2 separate regions of the Mus musculus genome follow, and region 1 is linked to region 2. The links are chromatin loops, found by intact Hi-C in ENCODE. Cell type or tissue: heart. All regions are shown on one strand. Links, peaks and the distances in the headings refer to the core of each region. The heading gives the core; the rest is flanking DNA.

Evidence for each region. A loop is a pair of places that touch in the nucleus more often than their neighbours do. Peaks named below come from ENCODE experiments on the same cell type or tissue, not always from the same donor. Only the 100,000 strongest peaks of a DNase experiment are listed, where the experiment ranks them.
Region 1: it touches region 2 in a loop (2.4-fold over the local background); 4 of 42 quality-filtered maps call a loop at or near these places.

Annotation. Positions count from the first base shown.
Region 1 is chr7:111,180,998-111,183,812 of GRCm38, forward strand. No RefSeq gene overlaps it. Among named protein-coding and RNA genes, the nearest start is that of Gm33098, 28 kb to the right of the region's middle. In heart, for the core only: a CTCF peak has its summit at 1,481; a DNase peak (open chromatin) is centred at 2,734; H3K27ac peaks cover 542 bases.
Region 2 is chr7:111,549,616-111,552,430 of GRCm38, forward strand. The region is part of intron 5 of Galnt18 (polypeptide N-acetylgalactosaminyltransferase 18); the gene reads right to left. Among named protein-coding and RNA genes, the nearest start is that of Galnt18, 230 kb to the right of the region's middle. In heart, for the core only: a CTCF peak has its summit at 1,567 (motif pointing right); no DNase peak of the experiment used is centred there.

The sequences.
Region 1 (2,815 bases), core at 281-2,780, 370 kb before region 2:
CTTGATCCATAGACTTGTCCTAGTTTAGGCCTTCTGGTGGTCAGCTGGATGGATGGCAATAAACAGCTTTATCAGTGTGCAGCCTTTAATTTGACCCTTCTATATCACCTTGGCCAAAGGACACTCCCTCTGGGACACCTTCCCTGATGGCACAGGTCTGTCCCTACTGTAGCTGACCATTGCACTATTCTTACACTGAGAAAACCTGGAAAGCCGTCACAGTTGGTGGCTCACGAGCCTTATTTCTCCCTGTGCCTACTCCTTATACAAAAAGACATGGACTGGAGAGCAGGGGGAGGGAGCGATTTTAATTCACAGTGTGGCCAACACAGGGTCATCGAAAAGGCTTCTGCACCAAGTGCCGCCCGACTCTCCGGAGGGTGACTCTGGGAGAACCCTCATGTGGGTCTGGCTTTTTCTTCCCTGTTTTATTTTGCTCCTTAGGGTCCACTCAGAGTCAGGTGATTCCTAAAGAAACTTTCTGGGCAGAGTTACCTCAGTCAGATCCCTCATGATGCTCCAGTGTGTATGAGAATTTGTATGTGTATACATGTATGTAGATATGTGGATGTATGTGTGTATAAATGTGTGTATTCATGTATGTGTAAACAATGTATGTGTAGTACATATGTACGTGCATGTGTTTGCATGTGTATGTGTGTGAGATGTCTTGGTTAACTTGATTCTCAGTGCCTTGGTTTTGAGGAGGCAGTGAGGAAGCTGGTCTCTCCTGTAGCTGGGAGGAGCGATAGGCACAAATAGCTCATGGTTCTGGCAAGAAGAGGCAAAAGGGCCTGCTTGAAATCTTACTTGTACTGTAAGCTTCTAGACCTACCTGTCTGACCTGCCTTATTTGATTTTTTCAGCTTTCAGCCAGCTCGTAGGCGTGTGTGGCTCCAGGGATCCCTTCCTGTCCAGGAATCCTGTCCTGAAGGGGTGCCTGTGTCAGGGCTGTGGTCAGGCGCTGTGCTAGGCACATTTCCTCAGACACTGTCTCCTTCAGCTCTTAGCAACCTTGGAAATAGTTTCACCGCCTCCATCCACTAGACAGAAATGGAGAATGGGATTCAGGGAAGTTCAGACCCCACAGTCCATGAGCAGCACGGCCATGGCTTAACCTGTCTGTACCACTTGGTGATGGTGCTCTAAGTCACCACGCCGCTCCAGTGGTTCAATGCCCCACTTGCCACTTGAGAACACTAGAATTTACCAAGCACTGACCAGCTCTGGGGAGAGTGGTGGTGAAAGCCTTGACTGAGGGTGGAACATGCTGAGGGTCAGATGCCACCGGAAAGGAAGGCACATTCCATGTGTGTGGTTGCAATCGTCAGCGAACATTGAAGGAAAGGATTAGAAATAAAAATGGTGGTGTTAGATAGTTAAGTGTCAATGTTAGCTTTTCCTCTTGATGTATCCCTAATGTCATAGTATTTACACTACTACAGAAAGGTCTCAGGCTTAATGTCATACTAGTTGTGGCCACATGGTGTCCCTCCAACTCAGTCTAAATCTTTCAGACAGCTGACTCCCTGCAGTCTCCAAGGCAGAACTTTATAGAGCAGAGGCTGCCCTCAACCCTTGAACTGGCTCTGGCTCTGGTGGTCTCTAGCCAGAGAAAGGAAAAGGGACAGACAAGTTTTCTCAGACCAGAGTGGGGCGGTGGCTTGTTTGTTACTAAGAGTCTCAAGAGACAGTTTTGATGTTGAAGGTTCACTGTGAAAGGGACATTAGTGATGGCTCTCTGAAGGAGGGGGCCGGCAGGACTGCAGCTTCCTTGGGTAGTGGGACTGGATCTGTGGGTGAAGGTTGGCAAGGAGGCTGGAGTGGGAGCCAAGGAAAGAGTAAGGACTGTGATGGTATGGGAAGGAGACATGGTGGGTTTGTATGTAGACAAAGCCCACACACCATAAGAAGGTAGATTCATTGACTTAGGTAACTCCCTCTCTCCCATGTATCACTACATTTTCTTGCCAGTCTGGACCCAAGCTGTAGTGTCTCTGAAGATGCTGATGTTCCTGGCTTGGGGAATTTGGAATATAAAGGAATTCCTGTCTTCACACGATCTGCCATTGTTTCCTCGATGATGCTGATGATGATGGTGATGGTGATGGTGATGATGATGATGAAGGCAGGGTCTCCTGTACATACCCAGGCTGGCCTCTAATATCCTATGTAGCCAAAGATGATATTGATGTTCTGATTCTCCTGCTCCACTCCCTGAGTGCTGGGATTACCCGTGTGCCAGCACACCAGTTTATTCAGTGCAGGGGATTGAACCCAGGGCTTTCTGCGTGCAGGTCAGCAGTTTTCCAGCTGAGCTATGTTCCCAACTCCTCTTCTCTCTGTTTAAAGTCCCATGCCAGAACCCAAGTCTTCTCCTCTTGGTGCACCAGGACCCTGGCTCAGCCAAGCGTTGTTTTCAGAACCTTTGGAACATGTGTTTCAAGGCTGAGTTGTAATAGTGAGTGACCATGGGGAAACAGCAGGCTCCTAATGATTTGGTCCGTAGGGATCGACGTTGCCATGATTCCTGTGCTTGGTTTCCTTGGGTTCTCCTGGGTCCCAAGTTTGGTATCCCAGCTTTTCTTTGGTCTCCCAGTGACAGCAAATTTCAGGCTATTCTTAGCTAGAGTCACTACCGTTACTTGCAGTGAGATCCCTGACTCAGGCTCTCTCATTAGAGCAGCCTGGAGGAAACTGGCTCAAGTCAGGTCACACTTGACTGACAGCTGAGCTCTGGAACCAGAGTCTCTGCCTCCCAGAGAAGGGCTCTGCTGTTGTGTGTATAGTCTGTACTGGATATACAGCAAGCTCT
Region 2 (2,815 bases), core at 174-2,673:
ATGTAGTGAATGGGGCAAAGACCATGGCTGATTGGATGTTACAGGTACCAATGATTCTGGTTCAGAGGCTCAGAGAGGCTGGGGAATTTCTCAAGACACACAGTCAGAGCATAGCCATTCCCATATGCTCTCCTCTTATGTCTGGGCTTGGTGTTCTCCATTAAAGGAGGGTGTCAGTCTACTCTAAGAACGCGCATGTGATACCCCTACAATCTGTGGAAGTAAAATCATTTAGAATACAGTCTAGTGTCTATGTGCCTGAGCATCCTCCTGCATCAGCACTCCCAAGAAAACAGCCCCTTCTGCACCTGGGTGTGTTTCTAGTTCCAATTAGATGGGTTCATTTGCATGTAATTGACAGTTTTCTCACCCCTAAGGGTTGCTCAGTTTCTCTCTTTCTCTCCTTCACCAAATCCGCCAGCCTAGCCTGATAGCATGGAAGGTTAAGGACAACAGATGACAAATAATGCAGATACAGAGCCCACTGTTCCTGCATACTCCCCTAATGGTAGCAGTTCTCTGTGAAGCCCTTCACTGAGGAGCTAGGAAGCCCTGCTCATATCTACTAATGCTCACACCCCCTAATACTGTAGTACCGTTCCAATCTGAGATCCTGGCTGACCTCAGTCCTGGGCATCTGTCACTGGAATTGTTTTCCAGTGCCAAACTCTGTCCTTCTGCAGGCAGCTTCACTCCCTGGTGATGTAGCTAAGTGGTAGAGTACTTGACTAGCAAGCAGAAAGCCCTGGGTTCAATCCCAGCAACATAAGGAAAAGGAGTTTTTTTGAAAGCATTTTCCCCAACATGCCTCACACCCTGCATTGTTGAATTGTGCTGGCCCTCCATCAACAAGGCCTCTGACCCAGAAATGTTGATACTTGATACCTACAGCATCAGTTTTGTGGCAAAATCCTGTGGACTGAGGTAAAGAGCTCAAAGGCTCTGGATCTGACCAACTCTTGAAGACCACTGTGCACTGAAGGAACTCAGAGATGCACCTCTCTAAATAAAGATGGTTTGAAAACATTGGCAAGCAGGGCTGGGTCTTCACCTTTTCTTCCAAACTTCTGAATACTGGATGTGTTGGGGCTCTTGGAACCACAGTCATAGAACATATGAGAAGGGGCCTTCCTTTCACTTCCAGACCCAGCCAGGGAGGGCACAAAATCCAGAGCAGTTGCTCAAGTGATTACAGACACCTCAGGGTGTCTGTGACTTAATAACTAGATGCTGTATTAGGTAGAATTAGGATAAACAGCCCCCCTCAATCCCCAAAAGGATTAGACACAGCTTATGAAAAACCTAAAATCTGCCAAAAAATATAAATAACATCTAGGAAGATCTAAAGGTTACAATAGATTGGAGGTAGTTAGAAAGCAAGTGTAGGCTGAGGCTTTCTCTCATAGTTCTTAAAAAGGATTTATTTTTATTTGTGTGTGTGTGAAAGAGGCAGGGGGGAGGGAAAGGGAAAGGGAGATGGAGAGGGAGAGAGACACAAAGAGAGAGAGAGACACACAGAGAGAAAATTTGCCAAATGAGTACAAGATGCCTGTGGAGACCAGAAGAGGGCATCAGATCCCCTAGAGCTGGAGTTACAGGTGACAGTAGCTGCCCAACATGGGTGTTAGAAAACATGGGTCCTCTGCAAGAGAAACAAGTACTCTTAATCATAGCGCCATCTCTCTAGCCCTCCATCCCAGTTCTTAAAGTGAGCCCAGATGTTGGGTTCTGAGCTTCCTGTTGAACTAAATGAAAAGGAACATACAGATTCTTAGAAATGAAATTCACAGTTCTCAGGTAGAAATGAACCGATTGATTTCTTGGGGTTTTTTTTTTTTTCCCTTGGATTAGTAGTAGATTTGAGAGAAACGTGTCATGTGGATTTTCTTGAGTGGGTCAGCCAGAGACCTTGGGGACCCATTGAATAACAATCTTAAAAATGGCATTTCACATCTCAACAGAGGCAAGTGCTGAGCTCTATGTACAGTAACGTGTGGGCAAAGCAGTAAAGCGGAGCTCCAGGATGAAGCTCTGCGGTGCTTACAGTGCACTTGTATAAAATCTGTCTCTACAGAGCTTGTCATCCTCTAGGGAGAACCCCAGAAATGATCCAAAAGCTTCCAGAATCTTATTTCTCTAATCTACATTCCTGATACTAATTGTGGGGTGGTAGAGAATGTATGGTCAGTGTGGTCTCCTCTAGCAAAGACCTAGAGTACAGCTCTGCTAATTAAGACAGCCTACTAGGTTCTGTGGTGAGCAGAATAGAGACAGCTAAGATCTGTACTATCTCCTGCAAGAACCCCCACAGCAGAGGGGCAAATTTCCCTCTGATGGCCTTGGGCAAACTAAAGCAGGAGTGAGCCACACAAGTTGTGAACTCAAATCAACAGTAACCGAGCTAGGGGTGATAACAAGTCAGAGTCTTGATGATCCTAGTAGAACCTGGCTCCACTGATTCAGCCTTCAGTAGGACCATTCTCCTGTCACAGTCTTGCTCTCATCATGTTAAACAGGGGTTGCACAATGAGTCAACACTAGGTTATCCTATGGATCTGATGGATCACATATATCTAAGGCCCCAACACACAGCAGGCTCCCGACCAATTAATAGCATACAATTGTGTAGACAGCTGTGGTGGCTTAGCTATGTTTTGAGTGTGTCCCGTTTAAAGGTTCCTGTGTTGGAAGCTTGGCATTGAGAGGCAGGAGATCTCTAAGAGGTGGACCAGTGAAGGTGAATAGGTTCCAGGGCAGCCACACTCATATGAGATTAATGTAGGAATGAACTATGGAAATAAGCCCTGAAGGTATA